Linked DNA regions of Homo sapiens: all the other regions are linked to region 2. Evidence: read pairs that join two places in POLR2A ChIA-PET (ENCODE). Cell type or tissue: PC-3. All regions are shown on one strand. Each heading gives the region's core, and the rest is flanking DNA. Links, peaks and the distances in the headings are about the cores only.

What was found. ChIA-PET counts read pairs that join two places held together with the same protein. Peaks named below come from ENCODE experiments on the same cell type or tissue, not always from the same donor. Only the 100,000 strongest peaks of a DNase experiment are listed, where the experiment ranks them.
Region 1: POLR2A ChIA-PET joins it to region 2 with 6 read pairs; 8 of 35 experiments call an interaction of 5 or more read pairs at or near these places.
Region 3: POLR2A ChIA-PET joins it to region 2 with 5 read pairs; 5 of 35 experiments call an interaction of 5 or more read pairs at or near these places.

Annotation. Positions count from the first base shown.
Region 1 is chr17:40,917,910-40,928,803 of GRCh38, reverse strand. KRT23 (keratin 23) reads left to right here. Exons shown (of 9, transcript NM_015515.5): 5 at 197-358; 6 at 444-566; 7 at 3,230-3,450; 8 at 4,301-4,332; 9 at 5,721-6,104. The coding sequence ends at 5,815. LOC105371777 (a long non-coding RNA gene) reads right to left here. Exons shown (of 3, transcript XR_934754.3): 2 at 10,439-10,575; 3 at 7,313-7,396. It overlaps LOC107985072 (a long non-coding RNA gene), which reads right to left and starts at 201. Exons shown (of 4, transcript XR_001752886.2): 1 at 122-201. In PC-3, for the core only: no CTCF peak of the experiment used is centred there; a DNase peak (open chromatin) is centred at 6,293; H3K27ac peaks cover 850 bases.
Region 2 is chr17:41,535,803-41,546,696 of GRCh38, reverse strand. No RefSeq gene overlaps it. Among named protein-coding and RNA genes, the nearest start is that of KRT19, 13 kb to the right of the region's middle. RefSeq lists an enhancer at 6,904-7,524. In PC-3, for the core only: no CTCF peak of the experiment used is centred there; a DNase peak (open chromatin) is centred at 5,566; H3K4me3 peaks cover 394 bases; H3K27ac peaks cover 3,403 bases.
Region 3 is chr17:41,413,472-41,424,365 of GRCh38, reverse strand. KRT37 (keratin 37) reads left to right here. Exons shown (of 7, transcript NM_003770.5): 1 at 1-334; 2 at 522-604; 3 at 1,432-1,588; 4 at 1,932-2,093; 5 at 2,172-2,297; 6 at 2,779-2,999; 7 at 3,380-3,819. The coding sequence ends at 3,488. Among named protein-coding and RNA genes, the nearest start is that of KRT37, 5.7 kb to the left of the region's middle. RefSeq lists a silencer at 2,955-3,249. In PC-3, for the core only: CTCF peaks have their summits at 6,446 and 6,664 (motif pointing left); DNase peaks (open chromatin) are centred at 3,075 and 6,475; H3K4me3 peaks cover 1,245 bases; H3K27ac peaks cover 4,070 bases.

The DNA of each region.
Region 1 (10,894 bases), core at 1,934-9,933, 620 kb after region 2:
AAAATTATTAGAGAAAAAAGTATACAATGTTTTATCACCAACAAGTAAGTAATATTTGAGAAACCAAACCAGTGACAGTGGGAGCAACCACATAATCGGAATGTTTAAAAGATCTATTTACCACTGCCAATCAACATGGCAATCCAGCCTTCTGATTGTCAAAGCCGGTTCATTTCCTTTCTCTGTTATTAAATAGGAAATGGAGAAGCATCATGTGCCAAGTGACTTCAATGTCAATGTGAAGGTGGATACAGGTCCCAGGGAAGATCTGATTAAGGTCCTGGAGGATATGAGACAAGAATATGAGCTTATAATAAAGAAGAAGCATCGAGACTTGGACACTTGGTATAAAGAACAGGTAAAAGAAAGATGCACAAACTTCCCAAAGGTTGCATTTCCATGAGGTCCCAATGCTGACGCCTTTGCCTTGCTTGGTCCCACAGTCTGCAGCCATGTCCCAGGAGGCAGCCAGTCCAGCCACTGTGCAGAGCAGACAAGGTGACATCCACGAACTGAAGCGCACATTCCAGGCCCTGGAGATTGACCTGCAGACACAGTACAGCACGGTGAGTCAAGGCTAGGAAAACCGTGAATCCCACACCACCTCCTTCACGAAGCCTTCTGAGACCTCTCTCCCAGGCCCTGACCCTCAACTCCCTTGGGACAACTCTCACTTTCCACTTTCCATCCAAATTGTTTATGATGAGAACCATAATAAAGGGCTACCATGTATTGAGTGTCCCGATGGTGCCAGGCATTGTGCTAAGTAGTTCATGATATTAAATGTCATTAATCCTTACAGTAACCTTCCCAGATAGGTCTTAGTGTCCCCATTTTAGAGATGAGGAAACCAAAACTCCAACAGTAAAATAAATTGGCCAAGGTCACACAGCTAGTAAGTAACTGGTGATGAAACCATATGATTTATTTGGAGGAAGGGGGATTCTAGACCCCCATAATTTCTATCAGTGCCCTCTCCACTTACAACCAGGCTACCCCCCTCAAACCCCAATGTAGAGAAATTCCAGTGCCAACATGGTAGGTGGCAGATCCAGGCCTGGCTAACTCCAAAGCACTGCCCTATTCATTTATGTATATGTCTTATCACCCAGAAAACTCTAAGTTCTTGTGTCCAAGTCATTTCTATCATCTTCACAGTTTAGAAAAATGCTTAGCATGGTCATAAGCATTCAAAATTTATGAAGGTCTATCATTTGATTCCCAGTATACCCTATTGAGTCTTCTAATCATTCATCCATATAATTGCCAAGTGCGATTCTACCCTCAGTCTTGAGAGGCAATGATTTGTTCATTTATGTTGCAGGTGCACTTGGGTAAATGACTGCTGTGTTTTATGCATCCGTGATGGTGAACAGACACTGCAAATGTGCACGTAGAGATCATGAGTACAAAAATAATTATAGTGCAACTTTCAAAACGTTTTAACATACAGTATTTCACAATGGCCCTGTGAAACAGGCGAGGCATGTATACCCATTTTCATGCATTCTACTATCTGACACCAATCCTTAGCACTGAGGATTTTTTAATGAAGGAGTTTATATTCTAGTAGGAGTGACAGATAATAAATGTGCAAATCATCAAAATATATGTTAGATGGAGAAAATTGCTACAGAGATGAAGCAGAGGAGGAGGGCAGATGCACCAGGGTGAAGAGCTGCTATCTTAAACAAGGTGGTCAGGAAAGGTTTTCCTGTTAGAGTGGCAGTGAGCAAAGAGGTAAGGAGGTGCTTGATGTGGTGATGGGATGTGTTCCAAGAGGAGGGAACAGCAAGTGCAAAAGCGACAAGGCACAAGTGTGTCTGATGAGTTGGAGGAGCAGCAGGGAAGTCCATGTGGCTACAGTGAGTGAATGAAGGGAAGAAGAAAGGAGAGAAGAGGAGGGGAAGGGAGGGGAAGAGGGAGGAAGACAGGGTGAGGCCGCGGAGTCCCAACAGAACCAGACAGTGTAGGGCTTTGTAGGCTACCTTGGAGGGGTCTCAAGAGGAACAGCAGGCATAGACAACTCTTTGAGGAGCTTTGCTGTAGCTGAAGGAGAGCAGAGAAATTGGATGATAGCTGAAGGTAGATATGGGTTTAAGAAAGATATATTTTAAGGTAGGAAAAATTATTCTATTTGAAAGCTGGTGGGAATAATCCAGAGAGAATATTGATAACGCAAGAAGGCGGGCAACTGCCGAGATGACTGGAGCACAGACAGCTCACACAAAAGAACAGAGGGAAGCCAGCACCCAGATGCAGATTCAAGTATGTGCCTGGGAGCAATGTAGGGAGCAGTGGGCGGTCTCTCCCGATTGCTTTCATTTCATCAACAAAATTAGGAAGCGAGGCCATGGACTCCGAGGAAGGATGGCAAGGACAGAGGAGAGGGAACAAAATAACCTCCTGGGAGAGTAGGAGACTGGCTGACCAGGGAAATGTGCTTTAACCGCCAGGCAGCATGAACGGCCCCCTGAAAATTAGCAGCCACGATAAAGGGAGAGTATCCAGCACAGTTAGGAGATTCTCTTTAAGGTTAAAATTATGCGCTTCAGAAAAGCAGGTGTTACATGCAAACAGAACTGGGACTTGAACTCAATCCTCCATATTCTAGCCCAGAAACTTCATTTGGCAGCTGTTAGAATTTCCTCAAAAAATGACATTTTTTTTTTTTACCATCGTCATAATCAAAAAGCATTGCTTGAGACTAGGGTTGCCAGATTTACCAAATTAAAATATAGAATACTCAGTTTAGTTGGAATTTCAAATAAAAAGCAATTTTTTTTGCATGTCCCATGCAATACTGGAGCAATATTTTGGACATAGTTACACTAAAAAATTACTCATTACTCATCTGAAATTCAAATTTAACTAGATGTTCTCTATTTTATCTGGCATCCCTAATTGAGACCCTTCTCCGAAGATACAAAGAGATAGCAGTCCCAGTTGCTGTCGCTCTTTGGGAGTTTTCAATCAGGTCAAAGATAAAATGAAAGGAGTTAAACAACAGTTCAGAGCAAGGCAATGGACTTCAAAAGTCCTAACACTGCTCAACTCCTGACTGCCCAAGTCCCAAACCTGTAAGTCAGCCTACTTCTCATCTTGGTGTCCTCAGCAGCTACCAAGACACCTAGCCAACTGGTCGACATCTGCTAAGTACTCAACAATCACCTGTTATTGACTCAATCAAGCCATCAGTTAATTAACAGAAGATCATTTCCTCTTTCAGAAATCTGCTTTGGAAAACATGTTATCCGAGACCCAGTCTCGGTACTCCTGCAAGCTCCAGGACATGCAAGAGATCATCTCCCACTATGAGGAGGAACTGACGCAGCTACGCCATGAACTGGAGCGGCAGAACAATGAATACCAAGTGCTGCTGGGCATCAAAACCCACCTGGAGAAGGAAATCACCACGTACCGACGGCTCCTGGAGGGAGAGAGTGAAGGGTAAGGCAAAGGCTGGCACGAGAGGAGCATGCGAGGGACCTCCAGCTCCTGTGGGTATATGTGTGCATCTTTGGGTTCTGTTAGCAAGAGTCACTCTAGCAAGAGAAAAGTTGTGTTGAGCTACTCCAGAAGATACCTATAGCTGGCTGTATTTCACTAAGCAGCAAGTATAATTAATCAACTAATACTCACAGGACACTAAGATTTGCAGTCAGAAGAGTTAAAGTCTCTAGAAGGAAACAATTCAAAAGGATTTGGCCACTGTGTTTCCCAGTAGGAATGCACACAATTTTGGCTCCAAAAAAAAGAAGGCAGGGGGAATGTGTTAGTCCACCAGCAAAAGAGAAAAAAAAAAAAAGATGCATATGAGCTAGAGATGTCTAGACTTTCAATCTGATATTTCTGGCCACCCCAGGAAATAACAACAGCTGGCCATATAAAGGGCATATATATTCTATGATCCGAAAGGAAGGGATAGAAGTTTTATAAAAATACATAAATAAAACATCACTAGACCAAACTTTGAACAGCCTGAGAAGCTCAGGGGTCTCAGGCTTGAGACCCAGACCCTGGCAGGGATCCTAGAGAAAACCAAGCTTGCAGCTGAAAGGAGGGGATGGTTGGTGGACTTCCCCTGACTCCAGGGTTAGCAGGAGGCGGTACCCAATGCCTTCTGTATCCAGACGGGTTCTCCCGTGAACCCATGACCTTGAGACTACTAAGCTCAGACAATTATCCTCATTAAAGAGCAGAGGATTTACAAGCAAGCGAAGGAAGTTAGTTCATCCTGAGAAGTTGTTATGATTGTTGCTAATACTAAAGTGAGCTTTAACCTTTATCACTTTTATAGGACACGGGAAGAATCAAAGTCGAGCATGAAAGGTAAAAAATTTCCTTCATTGTTTGAATCTCTGTTTTTAAGGAATTAGCATGGTTATCCATTTTGTAGTAGTCATAATCCTTAATGTACTCCCAAATGTCCTGGGTTCAAAATGTCCTGGGTCAGGAATCTTCAATGAACAAATTAGCTAATACAAAATGATGTAAGCTCTCATTATTGTCCTCAATATAGGTAAAAGCAAGCAGTAAAGAAAATTAAAATGATAATTAATAGTATTATGTCTCTATTAAGTAATGGAGTCAGTTTACTAAACCCCTAGAAAACTAAGAGGCAATGATTTCATGATTTCATTTCTCAGATGATTCTGTTGAACACTCGTGTTCCATGAGATTTGAATAGTGTATTACGAACACTGTGTTCTATGGCCAGATAAGGTTAGAAATACTGTGTGCCATGATCCTCTTCTTGGACAGTCCTGTTGCAGTTCAGTGTATTAAAGATGGAACAGGTACTGCTTTGAAGGAGAAAAGGAACAAGAAAGAGGTAGAAACAACAAAAGTTTAACTTTGTTTAGCCCAGTATTCCCAAACATCTTTGACCTGGAAACATGCTTTCTCAGATTACCTTTAATATCTCACAGAAAAGTTGCAGGAGACTGTAGTCTGGGACAAGTGGCACTTTCTGATTAGTTTGTGATAAACCTATTCTAAGGCATTGGAGATTCAAAGAATCAGTTGGAGTAATCATCACAGGACAGCTGGTCTCACTGCTACCCATCTACAAAATAAGACAAGGGTCTTTGAGACTCTCTTCACACATGTCTTAGGATGGGGAACCCATACTTGATGGGATGGTCCCAATGGAGAGGTTTTAATTTAACAAAATTCTCCCTTGTAAATTTATTAATGATTTCAATTCTTCCCTATGGTCTAGAATTGCTTTATTGATGTTTCAACAGGCACTTATTCAAATAAGTTATATATTTGAAAACAGCCATGGTAAGCATCCTTGGCTTCTCACCCATTCCTCATGTGGCATGCTTTCTAGACTTTAAAATGAGGTACCCTGAATAGCACTAAGTGCTCTGTAAGCTCAAGGAATCTGTGCAGTGCTACAAAGCCCACAGGCAGAGAAAGAACTCCTCAAGTGCTTGTGGTCAGAGACTAGGTTCCATATGAGGCACACCTATGATGAAGGTCTTCACCTCCAGAAGGTGACACTGTTCAGAGATCCTCATTTCCTGGAGAGTGGGAGAAAATCCCTCCTTTGGGAAATCCCTTTTCCCAGCAGCAGAGCCCACCTCATTGCTTAGTGATCATTTGGAAGGCACTGAGAGCCTTCAGGGGCTGACAGCAGAGAAATGAAAATGAGTACAGTTCAGATGGTGGAAGAAGCATGGCAGTGACATCTTCCATGCTCTTTTTCTCAGTGTCTGCAACTCCAAAGATCAAGGCCATAACCCAGGAGACCATCAACGGAAGATTAGTTCTTTGTCAAGTGAATGAAATCCAAAAGCACGCATGAGACCAATGAAAGTTTCCGCCTGTTGTAAAATCTATTTTCCCCCAAGGAAAGTCCTTGCACAGACACCAGTGAGTGAGTTCTAAAAGATACCCTTGGAATTATCAGACTCAGAAACTTTTATTTTTTTTTTCTGTAACAGTCTCACCAGACTTCTCATAATGCTCTTAATATATTGCACTTTTCTAATCAAAGTGCGAGTTTATGAGGGTAAAGCTCTACTTTCCTACTGCAGCCTTCAGATTCTCATCATTTTGCATCTATTTTGTAGCCAATAAAACTCCGCACTAGCTGCATCGTGTCTTTTTTTAATATCATAAGGCAAGACAGCACCTCAGGGTTTCATCCTAACAAGGGGTTCTCAGAACATCGTCCATGGAAGATCCAGAGAAATCTCCAGACATCAGACATGTTCACGGCAGCCAGACACTGGGCAGAATTGTCACCCTGTAGCCAGGCAACCTAGGCATGAGTCATGGGTCATGAGGCTCTCCACAATCCACACTTCTGCCAGTAGGAAGGGAAGGGAGGAAACAGAGAAAGGGAGGCCCAGAAAGCCTCACTGGGAGTGTGAGATGACCAAAAAGTATGCTATCTCACTTTTAAAAAGGAAAAAAGCTGAAAGGCCTAAAAGAGTAACTCTCTTTTAGGCTACTCTAAGCTAGAAAAGGAGATTAAGGGAAAAAAATTCTCATTACAGACAGATACTATGGCTCTAAAAGGGGAAGTAACTCATCCAAAATTCAAATTGCAAATACTAGGATCCAGAGTATCATGCCATATTAGTCTGTTCTCATGCTCGGGTATAAAGACATACCCGAGACTGGGTAATTTATAAAGGAATGAGGTTTAATTGACTCACATGTGGACATGGCTGGGGAGGCCTCACAATCATGATGGAGGGCAAAGGGGAAGCAAGACACGTCTTACATGGCAGCAGGCAAGAGTGCTTGTGCAGGGGAACTCCTCTTTATAAAACCATCAGATCTCGGCCAGGCACAGTGGCTCACGCCTGTAATCCCAGCACTTTGGGAGGCCGAGGTGGGTGGATCACCTGAGGTCAGGAGTTCGAGACCAGCCTGGCCAATATGGTGAAACCCCGTCTCTACTAAAATCGAAAAATTAGCTGGGCATGGTGGTGGGTGCTTGTAATGCCAGCTACCTGGGAGGCTGAGACAGGAGAATTGCTTGAACCCAGGAGGCTTAGGTTGCAGTGAGCCAAGATCGCACCACTGCACTCCAGCCTGGGTGACAAGAGTGAGACTCTGTCTCAAAAAAAAAAAAAAAAAAAAAAAAACATCAGATCTTGTGAGACTTATTCACTATCAGGAGACCAGCACACGGGAAAGACCCTCATGATTCAATTACCTCCCACCAGGTCCCTCCCACAACACATAGGAATTATGGGAGCTGCAATTCAAGATGACAATTGGGTGGGGACACAGCAAAACCACATCACATGCTGAGCTGTAGCAGGTGAATAAACCACTGAGACTACGAACCTCTGTCCTCTGAAGAAGATGCCATTTTCTCAAATTCTAGGAGTGTGGGCCACTGTTCTGAGGTTGCTGCAGAGGAGCACTGCTGGAGAAAAGGAAGGGGGAAATCCACATATCCACTAAGACATCGTCAGAATACTGCACATGGAATTATAGGATATTAACAATTTAAGAGACTGTAGACACAGGATAGTCAAAATCTCCCATTTTACAGACAAATCAACAGAGGCCCAGAGCAGTGAAGGCATTTACCCAGACACTCACTGGATCGGTGCAGCTGGATCTAGATCCAGGTCTCTTGACTCATTTAACAGCTGTTAAACCAAAAATGGGTGTGATTTAGTCCCATTGTCATCTGATACATTGGCAATGCCCTGCATATTTTTTTGTCTCTATGTTTAATACTCCTTTGTAAAGGGTAGCTTTTGATATTTCCTGAACTGAGCATCTGTTAAAATTGGATTCATCTTCCCTTTAAGGCAACAATTGGTGTTTCTGATCTTTAATGCCAAAAAAAAAAAAAAAGAAAAGAAAAAGAAAAAAGAAAAAAAATAAAAACAGAATAACCACACCCTAGCAAAAGTGTACTATTGGTTTAACTAAATACATTAACTCTCTGATGTAAAATTAATAATTTATCTTTACTATTTCAAAGAGACTCAAAAATAACCAGTACACAAACATCTTCACTAAGTTTTCTTTGTGCAGCATTTGTATGTGGTGACTTTTTTTTTTGAGACGGAGTCTTGCTCTATCACCCAAGCTGGAGTGCAATGGTGCCATCTCAGTTCACTGCAACCTCCGCCTTTCGGGCTGAAGCAATTCTACTGCCTCAGCCTCCCAAGTAGGTGGGATTACAGGCGCCCACCACTGTGCGCATCTAATTTTTGTATTTTTTAGTAGAGACCGGGTTTCACCATGTTGGTCAGGCTGGTCTCGCACTCCTGACTTCAGGTGATCCACCCACCTGGGCCTCCCAAAGTGCTGGGATTACAGGCGTCAGCCACCACACCTGGCCGTATATGGTGACTTTTGTTGTTATTTGGGTCAAGAATGGATTCATATTAGACTTTATTAGGTTCTCTTTTTCTATTTCATTTTACTAAGAGAACTTCTTTATGTTACTAGTTATTATAGTCTCCAAGCAGATCTAAAAATGATTTTTTTTCTCTATTTTAGCACCAACTAATTCTGCTGTTTTGGACATTATCTGTTTCCTGAAATCTAGAAAATGTGCATAAAATATGCTATTTTTCTCAAGGTGAATTTTTTAATACTGCTAGAAAAATATTTTGAGGAATATCTAAAAATAATATGACAAGCTGAAAAGAAAGTTGTAATACCAAATCCAGAAAACAATCACAAACCTTCCATTTACAATCATAGTTTATATATGATTTGGTAATGTAAATCATAACATATGAATAATTTTTCATGCAAGGACCTAAAATATCTTTAAAGTCTTATTAATTTTCGCTGTATCAATTAAGGTGACCAATTCATCCCAGTGTGCCCAGAAACTCATTAGTCCCAGGCAAACTGGGGTGGCTGATCACCCTATCAATAAATTGCCTCTGTTTCACTAAGGAGAGGAAAGAAGAGAGAAATGAAACCATTTGCCTGAATAAAGAGACAATTGCATGATTTTGGGCTCTAGGTAACACAGAATAATCTTCCCCCACACTTAAATCAGCGTAAAAATGTTTCAAAATGCCCATTACAAACCAATTAATGCCTATGCATTCAGGTGAATTACCAACCAAAGAAGATTTTGTTTGTATTTGAATTTGACCAACATACACCCAACCCACATAAAGGAGGTGGCAATAAGTTCTATTGTTTTCATTCCAGAAACACTTTGAATAAATAGCAATTATCATTCTATAACCCAAAATCCAACTAAACAAACCGATGGCTAATCCGGAGAAGTATAATGTATCACTTTGGAATTTAGGATTTATGTTAACATATTTGCCCACAGTGTCATAAAATGGTGGAGTGGATAGATAGATCCATCTAATACTGTTAATCCAATCAAATGCACACCTTTATAGACTCATGTCTTCACTATTATTTTTACACACCTACCCTGCTGATGATGTGTAAATCGGGAACTAAACATAAAAATTCATTATTAAAGGAATGTAGCAACAGTATGTGGAGGGAAGAGGTCATAAAGTCTAGCAAGGAGTAAGGACTCGAATTCTGGCAGCAAAAGGTGGGGAACAGAAGGAGACCCGAGGACGTTTCTTTAGTGCAGGGGTTCTCAAACTTGGCTCACATCAGGATCACCTGGAGGGGGTGAGAAAATTCTAATGCCAGGCCACACTCTAGAATAATTAAATCAAGACTTTTGGCCGGGCATGATGGCTCACGCCTGTAATCCCAACACTTTGGGAGGCTGAAGTGGGCGGATCACTTGAGATCAGGAGCATGAGACCAGCCTGGCCAATATGAAACCCCATCTCCACCAAAAATACAAAAATTACCCGGTGTGGTGGTGGGCATCTGTAATCCCAGCTACTCAGGAGGCTGAGGCATGAAACTCACTTAAACCCAGGAGGCAGAGGTTGCAGTGAGCCGCGACTGCAAGATTGTGCCACTGCACTCTAGCCTGAGCAACAGAGCCAGACTCTGTATTAAAAAAAAAAAAAAAAAAAAAAAAAAAGTACTTGTGGAGGTTGGGACCCAGCCATCAATTTGTTTTAAAGAGTCCCAAATAATTATAATGTACAGCCAAGTTTGTGAACTTACACTGGTACCTTCAGATGAGTGCTTTTTTGATCTGTTTGTATGTTTCCCATATTACTAATTTTTCAATACTCCCAACAGGAATTAATGACAACTAATGAAAAAAAAAGGACGTAATCCCCAAGCACTAGTGATTAGAGTTTCATTTTACAGAATTGTAGAGAACTGCTTCCAGGAAATACAGCTGAATTAAAACTTAGAATTGAGACAAATACTTCACTTACAAAAGTATTTTAGTGGCCAGGCACAGTGGCACGCACCTGCGGTCCCAGCACTTTGGGAGGCTGAGGCAGGAGGTTCACTTGAGGCCAGGAGTTTGAGACTAGCCTAGGCAACATAATGAGACTTCGTCTATATAAAAAGTTTAAAAATTCACCAGTGCAGAGGCTTGCACCTGTGGTCCCAGCTACTCGGGAGCCAAGGCAGGAGGATGTCTTGAGCCCAGGAGTTCCAGGCTGCAGTGAGTTTTGATCACAACACCATACTTCAGCTGAGCAACACAGCAAGATCTGTCTGGAAAAAAAAGACAAGGAAATCAGAAAAGTATTTTACAAAATTCTGCAAGCATACTTCCACCTAAGTCTAGCAAAATTCTTCCAGGTACTTAATCAAATATTTTTCCAAAGTGTTAGGTTCCTGTAGTAAGTTTCTCTTATGGAAATTTGTGTGTTATTTTAGACTCCTCATTTCTTTTACCTCTTAGATTTTTGTCAAAGCAAAGTAAAATAGTAATGTATGCAAATAAGAGACCCATCAAGAAAACATCTCTAAGCCAAGTGACTAAAAAATTAATTTAAGGAATAAAGAAGCAATTTTTTTCCTTAAAGAAATA
Region 2 (10,894 bases), core at 1,385-9,384:
CTTGTGATTACTTTGGACTCAATCGGATAATCCAGGATAACCCAACCCCCATTCCAAGATCCTTAATGTAATCACATCTGCAAAGTCTCTTTCTGCCATGGAAGGTACATGCTCACAGGTTCCGATTGGCGTATCTTTGGAGGGCCATTATTCTGTCTACTCCAGGCAATGGTGAAGAGGCACAGTTTCAACCTGTGACGGCTGAGGGGAAGGACCCTGCAGGTGGATAGGATAGCCTGAGTAGAAGCAGGCATTTGAGAACCTAAGCACTATTGGCCAGCACCTGTGAGTAATTGCAGGAAGACTGTGATTTTGGGGGACAGGGCTGGAAAGCCAGCCTGGACATGGCCAGTGCCTTGCTCCATTTCCAAATAAATGCAGTTGGCCTCTGAGGCTTAGTGGCAACCGTCAGTGCCTGTGGCATGGCGGGGCTGGCGGGGGGCCTCCTGGATGTGAGGTGAGCCTTGCTGTTCAGTGTCCATCCCTCCCCGACCCACACTTCTCCAGGCCCAGCACGGCTTTATTCAGGACCTGCATGGTGAGTCGGACCCTCGCAGTTGTCCCCTCCGTGAGGCCCTCCATTGGCCCGTCTCTTATCCACCCACACCCCCACTGCCAACAGGCCCGCAGGCAGCACTTGTCCCCTCCCCTGCCTTCCCCAGCCTCCAGGCCTCCAACTCTCCCAGTGTTACGCCTCCAACACACTGAACTGCTCCCTCCCTGAACTCCCCGCATTGTCTCACCTGGCCAGGCCATTTCCCACAGCTTTCCCTGTGCCAGAAACACCCACCACCCGAGCCCTTTTCTTCCCACTCCTCATTCTTCAAATCTCAGCTTTTTGGAAGAACACTTTCCCCTTCCCTCCACCCCACCGCACAGGGAGCAGTGAGCGACTCCCACAAAAATCTTTTTTTTTTTTTTTGAGACAAGGTCTCACTCTGTCACCCAGGCTGGAGTGCAGTGGTGTGATCATGGCTCACTGCAGCCTCAACCTCCTGGGCTCAGGTAATCCTTCCACCTCAGCCTCCCGAGTAGCTGGAACTACAGGCACATACCACCATGCCCTGATCATTTTTTGTAGAGATGTTACCTAGGCTGATCTTGAACTCTTGGACTCAAGCAGTCTACCTGCCTCGACCTCCCAAAGTGCTGAGATTATAGGTGTGAGCCACTGTGCCTATCCTCTCACAAAATCTTTTATAAAAACCCATACCTGGCCAGGTATGGTGGCTCATACCTGTAACCTCAGCACTTTGGGAGGCCGAGGCAGGCAGATTGCTTAAGCCCAGGAGTTCAAGACCAGCCTGGGCAACATAGCAAGAACAGGTCTCTTAAAAAAAAAATTGGCCCAGGCATGGTAGTGCATGTTTGTAGCCCTAGCTACTGAGGAGGCTGAGGCAGGAGGATCACTTGAGCCCAGGAGTTTGAGGCTGCAATGAGCTAGGATTGCGCCACTGCACTCTACCCTGGGTGACAGAGCAAGACCCCATCTCAACAAACAAAAAACCCAAAAAACAGAACAGAAAGCTCCTCCCAGCCCACACCTGCTGAGTGGTTGTCCCCTGCGGTGATGACTGACACATGCCATTTAACCTTCATGTTGCTGGTAATAGCTCTTGATTTTATGGAGTGCCAGATACTGTGCTTCACACCTGATTTTTCATTTATTCCCCCACAAGCCCTCTGAGGTTGGTGTTATTAGCCTCATTTCAGAGGCGGGGACACTGAGGTTCTGACAGGTGAGGTAACGGCCGTTGCATGACATGGCTTTGAAATAAAATGGTGGCTCTGTGAATCAAACCCAGGCCACCCTGGCTCCAAGGCCTGGGCTCTAAACCACATGCCACACTGGTGTGATTATGGTCCATGTTTTATAGGGGAGGAAACTGGAGCTTAGGGAGGTGAATACCTGGGCCTGGCTAATGAGTGGCTCTCACCCCAAGGCGTGGCTCTTTTCAAAGGCCAGGCCTGTCACTGCCTTGCTACATGGTCACTGATTAATCTTGCCTGCTACGCTATACTGCTGGGCCTCTCTTTTGTAGCTATTTGTGTAGATCTTTCCCTCCCCCATTCTCCCCTCTCCCATCTGCTGGGAGCTTGTTGGGGGCTGGGCCTGAGTCTGTTTCGTCTCTGAATTCTGCATGTGGCATAGGGCCTGGCTCAGAGCCCACGCACAGCACACGAGTGAATGAGGGAATGAATGGTGTTTCCTGGGCATGGCTTTGGGAAAAGCAAGAAACTGCTCAGAGTGCCCATCGGCAGCCAGTAGATCCAGAGAGGCTGAGGCTGTGAGCTCCTGCAGGGCCCAGGCCTGGGGTCCCAGCACCACCTCAAACTTCTTGGCAGATCTGAATGCCCAAGTTAGGTTTTGTTTTTTTACAGATATATAATTTTGTACTGAATTATGCATGTATTATTTCTTCCCAAATATATATATAATGCATGTATTCTTTCCAAATATATGTAATATATATTATATAATGTGTAATACATAATTATTACATGTAATATATTATATAATGTGTAATACATAATTATTACATGTTATATATATTATGTATTATATATAATATATAATTCTGCATTATATATTATATATATATAAATATATTTGGGAAGAAGTAGTACATGCATTATATATATATACATTTTGGAAGAAGAAATACATGCAAAATTCAGTATAAATATATATATATTTGGGAAGAAGTGATAGATATATAATTCAGTACAAAATTTTAAAAGTACAAAGGATATTCAGCAAAACATTAGTCTCTCCGTTCTTTGAATTCAGTCTCCCAGCTCCGTTCCCAGAAGCATCCCCTGCTATCTCACTTGCTTGTGTATCCTTCTAAAGAACCCAATGCATTTACCAACATAGATGTGCATATCTTCTTCCCTGGCACACACATAAAAATAATAGCAAACTGTCTATATTACTGTACCATCTTACATTTTCATTTAATAAAATACTTTGAACATCTTTCCTATCAATACTATACAGAGCTGACTCATTCTTTTTGATGGTGGCACAGTATTCTATTGCATACTTATCATATGTATTTATTGTATGTATCATATAATGAACATTTAGGCATTTCTGGTCTTTTGCTATTATAAATAATACTGCAGTGAGCCTCCTAGTACTTCATGTCATTTGGCACATGTGCAGAAGTACGTCTGAAAGATAAACACCTGTGAAAGAAATTGATAGGTCAAAGAATTATATTAAAAAAAATTTTTTTTTGAGACAGGGTCTTGCTCTGTTTCCCAGGCTGGAGTGCAGTGGCACAATCTCAGCTAACTGCAGCCTTGAACTCCTGGACTCAAGCAATCTTCCCACCTCAGCCTCCTGAGTAGCTGGGACTACAGGTGCATGCCACCATACCTGGCTTAAGATTTTGATACATATTGGAAATGACTGTTCATAGACCTTATACTACCAGCAATGTGTGGTGTGTCCAGTTCCCCATATTCCCAACAAATAGTAATTTAGCAAACCTTTTTACTTTATTTTATTTTGAGACAGAGTCTTGCTCTGTCACCCAGGCTGGAGTGCAGTGGTGCCATCTCGGCTTACTGCAAGCTCCGCCTCCTGAGTTCCCGCCATTCTCCTGCCTCAGCTTCCCAAGTAGCTGGGACTACAGGCACCCACCACCACGCCTGGCTTATTTCTTGTATTTTTAGTAGAGACAGGGTTTCACCCTGTTAGCCAGGATGGTCTCGAGCTCTTGACCTCTTGATCCGCCCACCTTGGTCTCCTGAAGTGCTGGGATTACAGGCGTGAGCCACAGCGCCCGGCCAGCAAACCTTTTTATCTTTACCAATCTGACATGTAAATCATGGGATTTCATGGTACTCTAAATTTGCATTTCTCTTCTCAAGTAAGGTTGAACGTTTTCATAAGTCTAAATGCAACTTGTAGCTCCTTTTCTGGGAACTGTTTGCTCATATTCTTTGCCCTTTTTCCTGCAGGGTTCTTGGTTTCTTACTTAGTTATTTGTAGGAGCCCTTTATATATATTAAAGATATTAACCTTGGGTCGGTGATAAGGGTTGAGAATATCTTCCTGCTTTATTGTCTCCATAAATTGTGTTGCAAGAGGTTCCCAGTTTATTACTTTCCACTTTCACTCTAGTTATTTGCCTCCATGTTCTTATCTCCTTATATTGTAATTGTCCTCATTTTTCCACGAACTTTCTCTCACATTATCTGATTTAAAACTTGTTACCTTCAAGAGAGATGAATATTGATACACCCATTTGTTTGGGGAGGCAATTGTCTGTGGATCTCTTGTATTTCTGCACATCTTGCAATCAGAGGCACTGACAGCTTTTGTTCTGGTCTGCCTTTTCAAGGATGTGCTAGTAAACTTCCTTGGAAGACAGAGATGACATCTTCCTCTGGAAAAGAGGCAGCTTTTTTTTTTTTTTTTTTTACTGTTCTGTATAATAATAACAATATTTCTCTCTGGAGCAAAGATCAAACAGGTTTTCTTGCAGCCCATTATAAAAAATTTGGTTCCCCCAAGTGTGGAACTCCTCAGCTGTGATACAAAACCCATTGTATATGTAGTGTAGCATCCACTCGAGTCAAGCTTTGTGTTGTCCTCATGGTACTTGGGGTGGAGGGCTACTTGCTTAAGCTTAGTTTAGTAAGGCACAGAGCTGGGATTTGAACCCACAGCTCTTTGCAACATAAAGCTCAAGTTTCTTGCTGTGCCATGAGTAATAAAGTCGTTGTCTCTGACCCAGGGTCTCGTGTCTTCTGCCAGCATCCATAAAACTATGGCAGGACAACTTTTTAACTTGCAAAAAGAGTAAAATTTTAGACCTTTACAGTTCTTGGCAATTTGGCAGCTGTGCCAAGTGAGGCTTTGATCACCTGTGCCCAGGGTCACCCAGACAGAAAGCAGAAAACTAGGTGTGTTACTTTTTAGTTATGCTAACGTGGACTTCCTCTGTTAGCAGGTAAACGGCCCACGGCTAGGCTTCTTTCAGCCACTTTATCTTGCTTTCAGCTTACCCACTTTCAGCTTACCCGGGCCTCGCTCCCTCACTCAGGGGGCCCTCCATCTTTGTGCCTCTCCCATATCTCATGGATCTCATGCGTTAGGCTAGTGGTTCTCACACTATAGTGAGCCTCAGAATCACCTGGAGAACTTATTAAAAATTCAGACTTATTAAAGGTGCAGGTTCATCCACAAAGACTCGATTCAGTAACCCTGGCTCGCCTCTCCATGGGTTCTGTCCTGGGGGTGGAAGGACCACATGGCGAGTTGCTGCTGTAAAGAACAGGCTGACTGTGAGAATTTGTGAGCAGGGATTTGATCAAAGCTGGCTTGAGACAGATGAGCCTGGTGCTGGGGTGAGTTGCCGGGGTAGGTCAGCTCTGGGGGAGGCGGCTGTGGTCCTTTGGTCTTGAGGTGATAAGGCGATGATGGTGGGGCAGCAGAGGGAAGGAGTGAGGGGGTGCTGGGACAGGGCTGTTGACCCAGCTGGGTGATAGCCCTGTGTTTCCAGCCTCAGGAAACCTGCTGTCTGACTCACCTGGTACTTTGCATGTATCATCTCCTGGCTCAAACAATCACTGTTGGCTTCTGCAGGAAAAAAATAAAAAATCAAATCTAGTGGCTTGACCTGCTAGGCCCTTTGTTGTCTGATTCGAACCAGCTCTGCAGCCTCTGCTCCCTGGTTTTCCTTTGACACAGTGGTTAGACCGCAAGGTGCAGGCCCAGACCTTGTGAGTTCAAATCCCAGCCCGGTGCCTTACCAAACTCAGCTTAAGCAAGTAGCTCTCAGTTTCCTAGTTGGCAAAATGGGAGTGATGACAGTGTCCACAGCATAGGGGAGCTTCGATGATTTAAACAAGTTCATGGATGCCACATACTCGAACAGAGTTAGGCATAGAGGAAGAGGCCAATACATTTAGCCTGTTTTTATAAGATTTCTTTTTTACTGGAACTTCCCACTATCCGCCACCTCCATGTCCTTACTCTAGGCACCATTTACTGTGGCTCACCCTGGGGCTGTGAAGGGCCCCCTCCTCCAGGGCGCCCTCCCTGCTTACCCAGGCCTTGATCCCTCACTCAGGGTGCCCTCCATCTGAGCTCCAGCAGCCCCGGGTCTATGTCCCTCCTCTGACCCTGGCCTGCCTCCTGCCTTTGTCAGGAGCCTACAGTGTTTACCTCTTTCTCTTCCCCGAGCTCAGGTCGTCCCCTGGGGACAGACATCCTGGCTCCAGGGCACCTGCCTGCTGGTTTCTGCTGAGCAGGACACCAGCTGTGGGACTTTAGGCAGGCTGAGGCCCCACTCTCTCTCAGTTTTCTGACCTATATAAACTGCTGGAGGTAGGCTGAAGCACGTGTTTGGGCTTTAAAAGAGGGAGAATCTTTGCTGAAGCAAAATCTCACAGAAAGCTGAGTATATAAAACCAGTGTGAATGCATGTGTGAGAAGGCCTGGGAGTGTGTGAGTGTATGTGTGAGCATGTGTATGCATGTGTGTGCATGTGTGAGTAGGTGTGAATACTGTGTGAGGTGTGTAAGTGTGTGTGAGTGTGGGTGGTCACAGCAGATCCGCTCAGCTCCCACCTCTCTGCTTAGGGCTTAGCAGGCGAGGCTTGAAGATCTCTGGGCTAGAAGATTTCTATGCCCCCATCCTACAAGTGTAGGAGTTTTGTCTAAATCATCTTGCTGGGCTTTTAGATGCTTATTATGTTTCTTTTTCTTTTTCTTTTTTTTTTTGAGACAGAGTCTTGCTCTGTTGCCCAGGCTGGAGTGCAGTGGCTCTATCTCGGCTCACTGCAAGCTCTGCTTCCCAGGCTCAAGCAATTCTTCCTGCCTCAGCCTCCCTAGTAGCTGGGATTACAGGCACTCACCACCATGCCCAGCTAATTTTTGTAGTTTTAGTAGAGATGGGGTTTCGCCATGTTGGTCAGGCTGGTCTTGAACTCCCGACCTCAGGTGATCCACCTGCCTTGGCCTCCCAAAGTGCTGGGATTACAGGTGTGAGCCACTGTGCACGGCCAAGAAGATGCTTACTATGTTTCTTAGCAGTCAAGGTGAGGATAAGGATGAGGTAACATGGACATGGCAGGAATGGGAAACTTGGGGTTCGTGAAGCCTCCTCTCTTCTCCCCATGCTCCAGCCCTTTCTTCTGAAGCCCCAGACATGGATATCCCTGTTGGGATGTGTTTGTTCGGTTTCTGTGTACCAGGTCCTCATTGTATGTTTACTCAGCGAGGACAGATATCTCTGGTGGATCTTCTCATCCCCACAGGCTCCAGCCCTAATCCCAGGCAAGGACTTTGGAGGAAGCACTTTCCTCTCCAACTCCAGCACATTCCACTGGAGGGGGAAGGGTCTTGGCAGGACTGAGCCAGGGGAGGGCAGAAGATGCTTCCTGGCACTGTGGTTCCTTGGTGCATCCCCCGTGCCTCCCTGGTGCTGGCACGGCTGGTAGGCCTTGGGCTGGTAATTGGGCAGCCTGCTGAGGGCTGATGCTGGCACTGGGTAGTTCCTGCCTGGAATGCACGTGAGATGCCTAAGGGAGCCGGTGAGGCTTTGTCTTCTGTTAATACTCTGTGTGTGTGTCTTTGAGGTGGGATAGTGTTCCTTTTCAACTGACTTCAAAAAGCGCTTCAGATACCAGGCCCCTCTCATGGGATCAGGCGTCAGCTGCTCTTCCTTGGGGCAAAGGGGATCTCCCCCGTTCTCCCTCATCTCCCCCTTAGTCCCCAGGCCTGGGCATTCCTGGTATTCCCAGCTCCTGGCAGCCCATCTCGCTATGTGATTCTCTGTGGTTTCTGCCTGATGAATGTTTATCCTGCAGCCGGTTGGAGCCGGGATGAGCAGGGCCTCAGCATCCTGTCTCCAGAGCAGCTCTGAAGCTCCTTCCAGCTGCTGTTAGGAATGCCCCTTCTGCCCCAACCCCCTGCTCACCTGGTCCAGAAACTCACTAACCTGACCACCCCTCCCCCAAGTCTGCAAGGCCCCGCTTGCCAGCCTAAAGCCAGTGGAGCCTGGAATGAGTCAGAATTGAAAATAATAAGCACTCCCCTCAACCCATGCTAGAGGTGAGACATGCTCACTGCTGCTTTTTTGAAAATGTAGAAAACACAGATCTTCATTAGAAATCATCTGTCTCTTGGCTGGGCGCAGTGGCTCACGCCAGTAATCCCAGCAGTTTGGAAGGCTGAGGTGGGTGGATCACTTGAGGTCAGGAGTTTGAGACCAGCCTGGCCAACATGGTGAAACGCTGCCTCTACTAACAATATAAAAATTAGCCAGGTGTGATGGCAGGCACCTGTAATCCCAGCTATTCAGGAGGCTGAGGCAGGAGAATCACTTGAACCCAAGAGGCAGAAGTTGCACTGAGCCAAGATTGCGCCACTGCATTCCAGCTTGGGTGATGGAGTAAGACTCTGTCTCAAAAAAAAAAAAGAAAAAAAAAAAAAAAAAAAAGAAAGTCGCCTCTTTCATACCAACCCCTAACTGTGGGCTCCGTCTGTGAAGGCAGGGCCCAGGTGGACACAGCCCTTGTCCTTCCCCTCCCTCAGCAGGCATCAGCGCTGGCAGAGATCGGGGTACAGTCATTGCTTGGTTAGTAGAACCTAATTCTGCCAGGACGCGTTCCAACACAGATCTAGGAGGGCCCCGGTGTGATTCCTTTCCTGGAGGTGGATTAGATAAACCACCGTCCCAGACCAGCTTCCTGACCTCAGTGCAAATAGGAGGCTCACACCTCAACCAGGAGCCATGCAAGATTCTCTCCTTCCCTTGTCCTCCCCATGAATCGTCAGCCTGACCTGCTGGCTCTGCCCTCGGGATATCCCTTGCACCAGGCCACTGTTCCTGAAGTCCTCTGATGTCTCCCCAGAACAAGCCCCCAGTGTCTCTCACCTGAACTCCATTAGAGCCTCTTATTAGATCTCCAGCTCTTTGGGCCCCACGGTCTATTCCACAGGGAGCAGCCAGGGGTGGGGAGGGCGTCCCAGTGCTCCTCTGCTCAAAGCACCATTACTCTCAAGATAAAAGCCAGCGCCTCCATTAGACCGCAGACACCGAGTGCTCTGTCCTGGCCTCCCCTGGGCTCATCTCCTGCACACTGTCATTCTGGCTCACCCCTCTTAACCACTGGGACTTCTTGGTGTTGCCTGAACAGACCAAGCTCCCTCTTCCTTAGGGATTTTGGCTTTGCTGTGCCCTTGGCTTGGAATAATCTTCCCTGGGGATCTGAGGGCTCCTTTGCCTCATTCAGGTCTCTGTTCATGTGTCACCTCCTCAGAGAGGCCTTCCCTGACCACCCCTCAATGGCCTTCCCTGCTGACCCCCTCCCTGGCTTTGCTACTCTGCCCCCTACCCCAGATGAAAGCCCCAGGAGGGCAGGCAGCTTTAGACTGCCCTGCTCTTGAAGCCCAGAGTCTAGAAGGTGCCTGGCACACAGAAGGTGGACCATAATTGGTGTTAAATGAAAAAAAATAAAAGGGCTTCAGGAGAAGGCTCTGTTCTGGCAAATAATCATTAAATGTTTACTAGTGCTGGAGTCAGCCCTGGGGCTAGATACAGAAGCTCCAAGTCTAGATGGGGAGACAGAGCTGTGGTAAGTGCTGGGCAAGTGGGTGGGGGTGGGAATGCTGACCCAGCCTGAGCGGGTCAGGGTGGACATATCAGGGAGAAGAAACCCATGCCAATGGAACTGAGAGGAGCTGGCATGGCTGCCATCCAGGTAAAGGGAGGGGGCAGGTAGGCAGGGAGGATGCTCTGGCCAACGCCGGGTGGAGGTGGCCTCCAGCATACAGCGGGTGTTCAGTGAAAATGCTTGCAGTGTCCAAGACCCCTGCATCCGAGGAGGACAATTTGAGTTTCTGGACGGGAACCTTCCCAGGTGAGGGGGAGTACAGAGCTGAAGCTTCCCCTCAGGAGTCGTGGGATCAGATGGGTTTTGAAAGGAAAGATTTTGCCTGTGGAGGGGTCTTGCTCATCTGGGACTGCCCAGAGTCTGTTCTTGAAGGAGGCAGCATCGCCACCACAGCCCACCAGGATCCTGATGGGAGGGAAGTTTGTCAGCCAGAAGGCAGCAGGGAAGCACCCAGGTGCCCTCTCCTGGGTGCTGGGAATCCGGGCAGGCACCCGGACATTTTCTTTCTCTCTGTCCTGTGTCTGGCACTCTCCTTGCCCCAGTCCAGATGGAATGGGCCACAGCTTGAAGTGGGGCAGAGGCGTCAAATGAGGCCCAAATTGAGTAGGGCAGGACAAAAGCTGAGAGAGACACCCCTGGCTAAGATCGGTGGGGGGGCCTCCCTGTGTGGAGTGAGCGTGAGCCTGCTCACGTACTCACCTCCAGGGAGAGGGAGTGAGGAGGAGGCAGGCCCCTGTCTTCCCAGGCTGTGGAATGTGGCACCTCGGGGAAGCTGGCCCCTGGACCTGGGACTATTCCTTGCAGGACTCAGCTGTCCCTCCCCACCCACACCATCTGCCCTGGTTCTGGTCGGGCTGGTTTTTCCTCCCCTGAGGACTTGGAGAGGAACACCAGGGGCCATCCTGACCTAGCTTACTTGCCCTGCCCTCCCCCTTTCCTGGGTTTCCACGTCTCAGGAAGCCATTGAGATGCAGCAGAAATGGCCAGACCTGGGCTGTGCGGAGGCTCAAGTCCCGAGAGCATCAGCCTCCTGACCCGAGTGCGGCTTTGGGCTGCTCATGACATGGCCGGCGCTGCCCTGTCCTGGCTGCTGGGCCCTTCAAGACAGTGAATAGGATTCTTCCCCATCTGGGCAAGAGCAAGGCTCCCCAAGAGACGGCATGGGTCCCAGGGCTGGGGGATGGTAGTGGCAGGGATCTTGCTCAGCTGAGACCGTCCAGGACTTGGCCAGCATCTCTGGCACACAGCAGTGCTTT
Region 3 (10,894 bases), core at 1,477-9,476, 120 kb after region 2:
CAGAGTCCGTGTGGGGTCGACTCCCCTGGGCCGCCCCAGCCTCTGTCTGCCCCCAACCAGTCACACTGCTTGTCCCTTGCCAGGGACCTGTCACATTCCCGGCAACATCGGAATCTGTGGGGCCTACGGCAAAAACACCCTGAATGGCCATGAGAAGGAGACCATGAAGTTCCTGAATGACCGCCTGGCCAACTACCTGGAGAAGGTGCGCCAGCTGGAGCAGGAGAATGCAGAGCTGGAGACCACACTCCTCGAGAGGAGCAAGTGCCACGAGTCCACCGTGTGCCCCGACTACCAGTCCTACTTCCGTACAATCGAGGAGCTCCAGCAGAAGGTGAGGTGTGGGATCGCCTGGGCATGCTGGGTCTGAGAAGGCAGAAGCCTTCGCAGGAGGAATCTGCATAAGGTCCAGAGAGCTTTGGGTTCTTGGTTTCTCTTGGACATGAGCGTAAATACCACACATGGAGTGGGAGCTTAGAGTATGGTGCTTTGTGTGTGAACCGTCTTTCCGTTTTCCTCAGATCCTGTGCAGCAAGGCTGAGAATGCCAGGCTGATTGTACAAATTGACAACGCGAAGCTGGCTGCTGATGACTTTAGGATCAAGTAAGTCAGGATGAGGAGGGTCAGTGTGACTTCTCTCCTGCTGTATTTCCAAGGGCCCGCCCCATTACTCAGTCTATATTGTAGGTGTTCAAAAACAGTTTTTGACTAGAAGAATATTTCTCTCCACACCTTAAATTAGCCTGTTGCTAGAAATGGTCATTATATAGGAGGAAAGAGAATATAAGCATTGAAAGAAAAAGAAGGGCTGTAGTCTAGATTGGTTAGAACCTATGTCACTTTCTCCCATATCTAGAAGATAAGAGGATTTTGCTTTTCAATCAGAAGTAAAATTGAGTCATCACAAAAATAAACTGTCAATGCATAGGTTGTTGCTAGACTCTCTGACTCTTGGCCAAATCCATCAGCTGGAGGAATTGTCATTGAAGCTCCTTGGTAGCTAGAGTTGTGCTTGAATGAAGGGGAAAAGCAAGAAAACAACGAGAAATAATGAATCCAAGAGGAAAAGCAGCAAACTGAAGGTCCAGAGGCTTATTTTTAGCCATTCTTTTTCCTGGCCAAATGACTCCTATTATGGCAGAATAAATGCTGCATTTGAAGTCAGAACACTTAGGATGAGTCCATGCATTTACTATTAACTGGGCATGGAATTCTGAACAACTCGTGTTTTGTTTCTGAGCCTCAGTCTTCCATCTGGTCAATGGGCATAATGTCCTGACTACAAACCGTGTCGCTGCAGGGTTGAGAATAGTGTATACTGCCCACGTGAACAAATAAGGATCCAAGGTGGTGTGGGAGGTAGGAAGCCAGGGCAGCTGAGAGGGGCTATTGGGGCATTCTTTTTGACCCTGTGCCTCCTGTGACGGAAGGCTGGAGAGTGAGCGCTCCCTTCACCAGCTGGTGGAGGCGGACAAGTGCGGGACGCAGAAGCTCCTGGATGACGCGACCCTGGCCAAGGCCGACCTGGAGGCCCAGCAGGAGTCCCTGAAGGAGGAGCAGCTCTCCCTCAAGAGCAACCACGAGCAGGTGTGGCCCTGGCTGCTCAGACTCCTGGGGAGGGCGCTGGGCAGACAGGGGAGCTCCCCGGCCCTGGGGCTCTCAGAGCATTGCCTGGGCTCAGCTGGCCTAAGGATGCAGGGCTGAGGTGGGTCTGAGGGTCCAGAGGGCCTCTGTGGAAAGTGCAGACTTGCCTTGGGCATGAGGAAGGTGTCCAGGTGGGCTCTCCCAAATGCACTCTGGACAAGACTTTCCCATTTGCTTATGTGTGGGACTCCCCTCCTACTGCTTGCCAGGGACGGAGTCCTGGTGCTGTCTGCTCCATCAAAGGCCGTTTCCTTACGCAGGCTGTCTATCGCTTCCATTTCTGCAGGAAGTAAAGATTCTGAGGAGTCAGCTGGGGGAGAAGTTCCGGATCGAGCTGGACATTGAGCCCACCATTGACCTGAACAGGGTGTTGGGGGAGATGCGGGCTCAGTACGAGGCCATGGTGGAGACCAACCACCAGGATGTGGAACAGTGGTTCCAAGCCCAGGTGAGTGGGGGTTACAGAGCCAGGGAGTACCTGGCCTCCATCTGAGCAGGGAGGTGACTGTGTTTCTCTGTGCTCCAGTCTGAAGGCATCAGCCTGCAGGCCATGTCCTGCTCCGAGGAGCTGCAGTGCTGCCAGTCGGAGATCCTGGAGCTGAGATGCACGGTGAATGCCCTGGAGGTGGAGCGCCAAGCCCAGCACACCTTGGTACGTGTCCTTCACCCTCACTGCACTGCAAATGCCCCATGCCATGTCCTGGTAGTAGCATCTCTTAAAGTCTCACAAATCAGTTCCTTCAACATTAAGTCAAGATCTGGGGTCCTCTATACCCGATGGAGACGTCTTGCTGTCAAGTTCAGTGTGACCCAGGGAAATGGTTTCTTCAGAAAATCAAGTCCACTTCCTTTACAACACAGTGCGGAAGTTCAGGCACTCACTCCACAAGATTTTACGAGGTGCCTGCTTTTTGTCAAGCACTGGGGATACAGGGATGAACATGACAGTTCCTTAAGTTAGATTTGTGTGCATGAGAGAGAAGTCATGGTCATGTTGACAGTGATTTCTCCAGAGCTCTGAGAATGTCCTATGACATTTTGGAATTTGCCCTATGTGTGATGAGTTTGGTCATGATTTTCACTGCTGAGTTTTGGGGCACCTGGATCTCTTACCCCATTATTTCCCATTACAGAAGGACTGTCTGCAGAACTCCCTGTGTGAAGCGGAGGACCGCTACGGCACAGAGCTGGCCCAGATGCAGAGCCTCATTAGCAACTTGGAAGAGCAGTTGTCTGAGATCCGGGCCGACCTGGAGCGGCAGAACCAGGAGTACCAGGTGCTGCTGGACGTGAAGGCCCGGTTGGAGAACGAGATTGCCACATACCGGAACCTTCTGGAGAGCGAGGACTGCAAGTACGTGTGATCTGGGCAATTCCTAAGCCACACACATGACTGTCAGGCAATTCCTCAGAGGTAATGGAAGTGCTTGCAGAAGATATCATCTTAACAAACAAGCCTTCCTGTGCTCTCTTGCTCAGTGACTCATTAACCTCTCCTGGTCTGTGCAGACTGGATTATTGAGAAAATGTTCTCTAAATGATAGCCAGGTCCCTAAGCCAAATCTTCCCCAAGGATTCCTGGATGTAGAAAGACACAGATGAGAGAACTGTTGGTATAGATTCTCTGGTCTGTGTGCCTTGTTGGTGGCAGGCCCAGCCTTCACCCTGATCTTACCCTTGTCCATCAATCACTGAGACATCTTTTTAATGTAACTCTTCTTTCTCTCCCTGCAGACTCCCCTGCAATCCCTGTTCCACGCCTGCCTCCTGTACTTCTTGTCCAAGCTGTGGCCCTGTCACCGGTGGGTCTCCCTCTGGCCATGGAGCCAGCATGGGGAGATGATTCTGAAGGCCCGAGTTAGGAGATTGAGGCTGGTTGCACTGGGGTCAGGAGTGCCCTCACCTTGCCCAGTCTTCCTTCAAGACTAGACTCACTGAGGCATTTTCCCTAAATCAACCGGTAGCAGATACTTCCAAGGAGTGGCTCCCTGCCTATGCCTCTAAGCTGTATTTTTTGTTGTTGCTAAAATGTTGTAATTATCTTCCATGAAAGCAATTATTTTTCCTGGTGTCTCTTCTTGGTACTTTTAGTTCTATTCCAGTGTTTCAGAATCTCCAAAAATGTAACTGGGTTCCCTGCATTAAATGGTCAATAAACCTCCTTCCTGCACCAAGTGCTGTCTCCCCGGTGTTGGTTGTATGTGAGATGTCGGAGAGTCCTGGTCGTCAGGTCCTGTGTCCTCACTGGCTCTGACATCTTGCTTCCAGGAGCTCCCTGGGGTGCTCTGGGGCCTCTGGATGAAGGTCCCTTCCTGATGTTGGATGTGTATTCACCTTTCCCAGGGATCCCTATAGACTGGTGGAAGGAAGTGATGCCAGTTGCCAAGTTTGAATTCTTTCAGAACAGCTCAGAGCTAACATGTCCCTACCATGCTTTTGGCATCTTCAGCCTCTTGTTATTTTGTCCAAGAGCAAAATCACATCACTTAGCATTCTAATATCGTCAAAGGAAGGTCGTGTTGAGAATTGTCTGAGCCAAGTTGCCAAGTTTTTCCTCTCACTCCAGTTGGCCCCTTTCATGGAGCCATGGAATTCTCGCCCACTCTCCCAAATGCAGAGGCCCAGATTGGGCACTGGAGACTGGGGTCTTGGTCCTGGGGCACTTCTAGGCTTTAGTTTTCTCTAGAGAGATGCTGCCACTGATGTTTCTGTTGTCTATTCTGCTGCTGTCTTGGAGGTGCTGGCGGTGAGGGCTGCCGCTGCCATCAGAGCACTCCAAGTCCCTGCCTGCCTCTCAGATGTGGCTTTGGCACTGGCCAAGGTGGTTCACAGCCAGATGCAGTTATAAGCAGGTGGAGGAGCAGCCCAGAGAGGCTGCTGCCTCCCACGCCATGCTAGTCAGTTTACGGCAAGCACCAAGTGTGTCCAGAAGAATGAAACTCTTGGGTCTCAGCTTGTCCATGTGCCCTGGTGCAAAGAGCAATGAAAAACTGGTCCTTCTTCATGGTGGCATAGTGTGGTGGAGGTGGATCTTCTCTAGGGTCAGGGAAACTTGGGTTCAAATCCCACCTTGGTGACTCTGAAGTGGGATTTGAACCCACCTTGCTGAGTGAAGTTGGCCAGGTCACTGCATTCTCTTGAGACCTATTCCTTGTTTGTGGAAGTAGGATAGTTGTATTTCCCTCTCACTGTGGTTGAGGGGTAATGCATCTAATGTTCCTGGCATCTAGAAGGTGTTCAGTGGATATTGGTTTATTGGGGCTCCCTAGGAACCAGCAGGTACAATCTCTTCCTCCCAGAGAGAAAAAGGAGCTGAAGAGATAGTAGCAGAACCCACTCTCAGCATCGGGGCCCTAGATTCTACGTTGGTGGCTGGAAAGTTTGGCCATATTCCTTGTTCATGTACATGCAATAATAAAAGCCATCTTCTGTTGTCATTAGGCCTGTTTCTCACTCCAAGTAGCCTAACTGAATCCAAAAAAGCATTCATTGGGCTGTCAGAGGACAAGACTGTTTGGTGGGCTCTTCTAATGAGGAACCCACAAGAGTCATGTTTTAAGAAGTGGCCATGACCCTCCCTGACCCTCAGTGTGATGGGGTTGTGGAGATCCGACCTGTCCCCACCTTTCTTGGCCAGGTCACACCCTTAACAAGCTCTACCTATGAGGTCCCATGGCTAGGTGTGACAGGAGGTGCCACTCAGGTACATAGAAAATGAAGGCTAGAGGCTGGCAGGTGGGTAACCAGTGCAGTCAGGACACCTGGACCCTGGGGTTTTACTCACATTCGTTATCCTAGCCTGAGAGCTTAGGGCTCCCTCTGGTACCAAATCCCAGACATCTTTTCTTGCAAGTGATTCTCCCGCCTGGACATTCTGTGCCTGTCCCTGGCCTCTCTGCCTCACATACTCTCACCGACTGGATGGATATAGCCCTGAATGTGGCACAATAGGCTTTGCTTTGGCCACAATAACTGCAACCAGGTGTCTCTTATTTTCCTTCTCCTGAGGCTTCTGCTCCCTTGGCTGGGGGCCACATCTGGTTCTGAGCCACCTAGTGCTTAGCCCGTCCCTCTTCAGTTCACCAATCCTGCACTGCCTGTGGGCTGATGTGTGATATTTCTTCCCAGCCTTCACGTGGTAACATCAGTTGCGGCTCATGAGGCCCATGCACTTATGTATTTTTTGACACCAAATGCCATTTCTCACAAATTCCAGCAAAGTGGAAAGGAGAAAGGGTAAACAGCTACAGGCTGCTGGGGTGGACACTGCAGTCACCGAGAGAGCTCTGGGGAAGGGCCCACTCCTGCTCCCACCACTGTCTACACTGGGAAGCCAAGAAGATTGAAGTGAATTTCTGGACTTTCCTGAACAGGAGCATTTTTTATTTGGATAGTTTTTTTGTAGACGATGATATGTGATACCTAAGGCTGATGGTGTGTGCCCCACCCTCCCCTCCTTCCCCCCAGCATCTTCTCTTTGTCTTCCTGACCAAGAACAAAATCAATTTCATCTGTTCTCATGGCCACTTATAATCTTCATGAGCTCAGCTTGAAGCTCATGAAGTTCTCAGCCTGTTTAAATTAAACCATTTTTAATGTATCTTTTTTCTACCTAATTCAGTGTTTCATAACCATGCCTTCCCACTTAATAAATGTAAAGATATCTTGCCTTCTCACTTAATGTTTTAACTTTCAAAAATGTAAATACCAAACTCGTATCATGACTAAAAGACAGCTCATTTCAAATACAGGTTATGCTTGTTTTCAAATGACACTTCCTCTAACTAAAATAACTTCCCTGCCATCTGTTTTAGATATTCCAAACATCACCTCCCCACTGGGGCTAGGGGGTGATACACAGACTCTCCCAGTTAGAATCACCGTTCCTATTCAAGTATGAGCCCCTGGGCTAAGCTTACCTGCTTTACCTGCCTGCCAGGTGTAATACGTTTTAGCTTCTGAGGAGGAGGGTTTCTCAGTGACCCAGGCTGCTCTGCCCTGGCCCCAGGCCTTTGTCTGTGACCCCCTAGTGGCCAGTCCCAGGTAGCTATATTTCACACTCATCCTCTCCAAACTTGAATGCAGCTTCTCCCGCTCTAGCCAGCTCTTTCCTTTGACTTCTCAGCTCCCTTGAAGCACACAATTGTCCTAGGAACTTGGGGGTGACCTTGGGGCCACTTTCGGTTTCTCTTCCTCCTTTGACCCCATATACAGTAATTCTCCCTGTCTTGTAGAGTCCTTCTGCAGCATCTATGTCCTTTGTGCCTTCCTTTACTTCAGCACTGCTGGTGGCTGGTTTTGGGTTCCATCACATCCTGCCTGGATTCTTGTAAGAGCCTCCTCCTGCTCTCTTCTGTGCCAGGTTTGTTCTGCACACACCACCAGCCCTTCACTCTTTTGTGTTCTATTTATTGAGTAAATATTATGTACAAGGCACTGTATTGCATGCTAGAGAGCATACGAAATGAAGATGGAGTGTTCCCACTCCAGGGTGCACACTGGGCAGTGGTAAAAGGAAAATGGGGCCGGGCGCAGTGGTTCACGCGTGTAATCCTAGCACTTTGGGAGGCCGAGGCAGGTGGATCATCTGAGGTCAGGAGTTTGAGACCAGCCTGACCAACATGGTGAAACCTCGTCTCTACTAAAAATACAAAATCAGCCAAGCATGGTGGCACATGCCTGTAATCCCAACTACGCCAGAGGCGGAGGCAGGAGAATCACTTGAACCCGGGAGGCGGAGGTTGTAGTGAGCTGAGATCACGCCACTGCACTCCAGCCTGGGCGACAGAGCGAGACTCCGTCTAAAACAATAACAACAACAAAAACAAAACAAATAAACAAACAAAAAAGAAAATGAAATGTCAGGGCTTTCTAAATTTATTATGCCGAAGTGAAAAATTAAGCCTTGGAAACTGGGTCATGCGATATAGCTGTTCTTCTTCTCTCCTGCAAAGACAGTTGCTTCCTGACTTGTGTGTTGACATGTTGCATAGTAACCAGACTCCCTTGTCTGTATTCAAACCTAGAGTAAATGACATTGGAGAAGGAGGCCCTTGTGACTGCTACCTTTTTACAATAGAATGTTAAGCAACCCCATGAGAGTGTAATCAATAGCGGTCAATCAGATCTTACATCTGTACACTAGCCTTTGTGTGGAAAACGTCGTAATTCTGTTCAGCACCTCTATTTTTGCCTATATAAGTGATCTTCATTTTCCCCCTGCACTGGGAGTACTGATTGCCATTCTTCGGTGTTCGTGTGTCCCCAGAAGACGGCTCTCACATGCCATGCTTGAAAAAACTCTTTTTAACCAGATCCTGAGCCTTTTGATTATTTTAGGTTGACAGGCACTGGATTAATTTTCTAAAATTTCTCCTTTGATTCTCTCTTTCATCTGCTCAAAAACCTCCAGAGGACTCTGTTCTGTTTCTAGCTCTTCAGGCAAGTTGTGTGGCCCAGAGCAGGAACTTCATAGCTATTTGTTGAATAAATCCAGTTGGACAGCTGGCGTCTAGGAGTGTTGGCCTTGTGTTCAGTCCAGAGTCCACTATCTGGCCCTTTCTGGGTCACTGGGCAGAGCAGAAAGAACTTGGGCTTCAGGGTCAGGCAGACCTGGGCTGACATTTCAAGGCCCATACTTTTCATTCCAACTTGGTGAGTTCAGACAACATCCCTAACTGCTCTGAGCTTTGTTTTCTTTACTCTACAGTGGGATACTTGTAACTGCTTTGTAGTGTGGTTATAAGGATGAAAAGACACAACTATATGGGAAGCATATGGTATAATACTTGGTGGCACATAGTAGGTGGTCAAATAATAACACAGTAGGCCGCACATAGTAGGTGTCTATCTAATTTGCGTGTATAGATTTGTGAATGTGTGAGAGAGAATTAAGTAAAATATTGTATACCAAGTGCCAAGCTCGGTTCCCTTCACATAATAGATGTCAATAGATATTACTTCATGTGACCTTTATCTGTCCTTTATGAACATTGTTTTTCGCGTGGACTGGCCTCTTCCCCACAGGCATAAGCAACACAGTGTGCATATTTTCCTTTTTGTCTCTCCTCTCTCCTTCATCCTAGATATCCTCCTAAAACAAACCTCAGCAAAGAAGAGCAAACTAGGAAAACAAACAGAACTTGCTTATTACATTGGAGAAAACTGCATGCTAACTGATTTGAAGTACAGTAATCCAAACACTGGCTCCTCTTGAATTCATCAAATCCTGTTTTGTGACCTGGTGCTTCATTCACCTAGGATGAAGTCACCACAAAACTTGTCTATTGCTATGGAGCAGTGATTCCGTCTTCCAAGGGTGGTCCCCAGACCAGCAGCATCAGTGTCATGTGGGAACTTGTTAGAAATGCAGACTCCCTGGCCTGACCCCAGACCGCTTGAATCAGAAACTGTGGTGTGGGGCCTGAAAACCTGCATTTTTTGCAAGCCCTCTGGGTGATTCTGATGCTGGTTAAAGTTTGACCACTGGTGGAGATGTTATGAAAATAGAAGCAGACAATATTTTTAGCATAGAGGAGTACAAACTTCACTCTTACAGGCTTCAGAAATGCAATTTGGCTCTTTGGGTTGACATTTTGTGTCATTCAAACTCATTTCTTTGGGGGTCCAGTACTTGGGACAGGCCTGTTGTTGGCTGTTGCATTTCTGAAGTTGTACCCAGTTCTCTTGAGCCCACTTCTGCTTCTGAGTGTTTTCTTGTGTTCATCCTCTTTTTTTTTTTGTCACCCAGGCTGGAGCACAGTGGCTCGATCTCGGCTCACTGCAACCTCCACCTCCCAGGTTCAAGCAATTCTCCTGCCTCAACCTCCCGAGTATCTGGGACTACAGGCGTGTGCCACCACACCCAGCAAATTTTTGTATTTTTAGTAGAGATGGGGTTTCACCATGTTGGCCAGGATGGTCTCGATCCTTGATCTCGTGATCCGCTTGCCTCGGCTTCCCAAAGTGCTAGGATTACAGGCGCGAGCCACTGCGCCTGGCCTGTTCATCCTCTTTTTCTGGAAAACTGTCTCCCATCTTTCCTGCCCATCCAAGTCTTCCCAATCTTAAGTTCCAGACAAAGTGTCTTTGATGGCCCCTCTATATCTCTAAGCTCCAGTCACTTCTCCCTCCACTGAGTTACGTGACCTCTTTTTCTGCTCTCAGCTTTTTGAGGGTGGAAATTTCTCCTTTTCATCTCTGCATCCCCCATCCCCTTGAGAAGGGCTTTGGTATAACAGGAGTTCAGGAATATCAGACATTCAGAGTAAGTCACCAGGATAAGGCAAATCATGCCTTGGAGAATATCACCCACATCTGTATAGAGTTACAGAGAAGGGTCCCCATGCGTCTCATTGACTGTATATGGGACCAACTGGTGGCTGGCTGGTTGTCATGGCTGAATAGCCAGTGGCTCCAGCATGGTTTACACAAAAGTCCTGGGCAAGAAGGTTTTCTGGCCATCTACTGGCAGCCTTTCAATCTAAACTAATCAGAAATCCCACTGTACAGCCCGCACTTAAGAGTGATAGTAACTGTTACATCATGGAGCATGTCCAGGGAAACATTCCTGGGATGGCAAGGGGACTTTGAACCATGCTGAATGCAGAACCAGGAGTAAGAAATCTCACATCTGCCACAAAGAGCTGAGAATATGGCAGAATGATTAGATTTATCCTGTATGGGACACCATGGGGGAGAACTGGAGAGTAAATGAACTAAAGGGCCAACTCTCTGACTTACTTGCCAATGTATTACTAGCCTCCAGCTCAGCCCCTGGTTGGCACAGAGTAGGTACTTCATAGCTATTTGTTGAATGAATGAATGAATGACCCAACAAAAGCTATAGGGAGAGGTAACACGAAGGTAGATTTGTGAAGACTTTCTAAAAATTCTCTATAATGTGAGTGCCTTAAGGCTGAGCTAGCTGCTGTTAATTTTCTGGATACCAGTGTCTTGCACAAAGCCTGGGAAGCTGTTTGTAAGCCACAGGAACTGATGGTGTAAGCTCTCCTGGAAAATGGTGGACTAGATGACTAGTTGGAGGAAGGTCATCGAAGGGATTTAATGCAAATGGGTACTAGACTAGAGGACCCTGAAGTCCCTTTCGTCCTGGAGATGCTATGTTGTAGTGCCAGCTGAAACACACTTGCTGCTTCAAGGGCCCTCGTGGTGAATTCATTCATCTTAGGAATGCGGTCAAATTAGCATCTTTGTTAGCATAGACTGGAAGCTGGCTAGCTGCCCTTT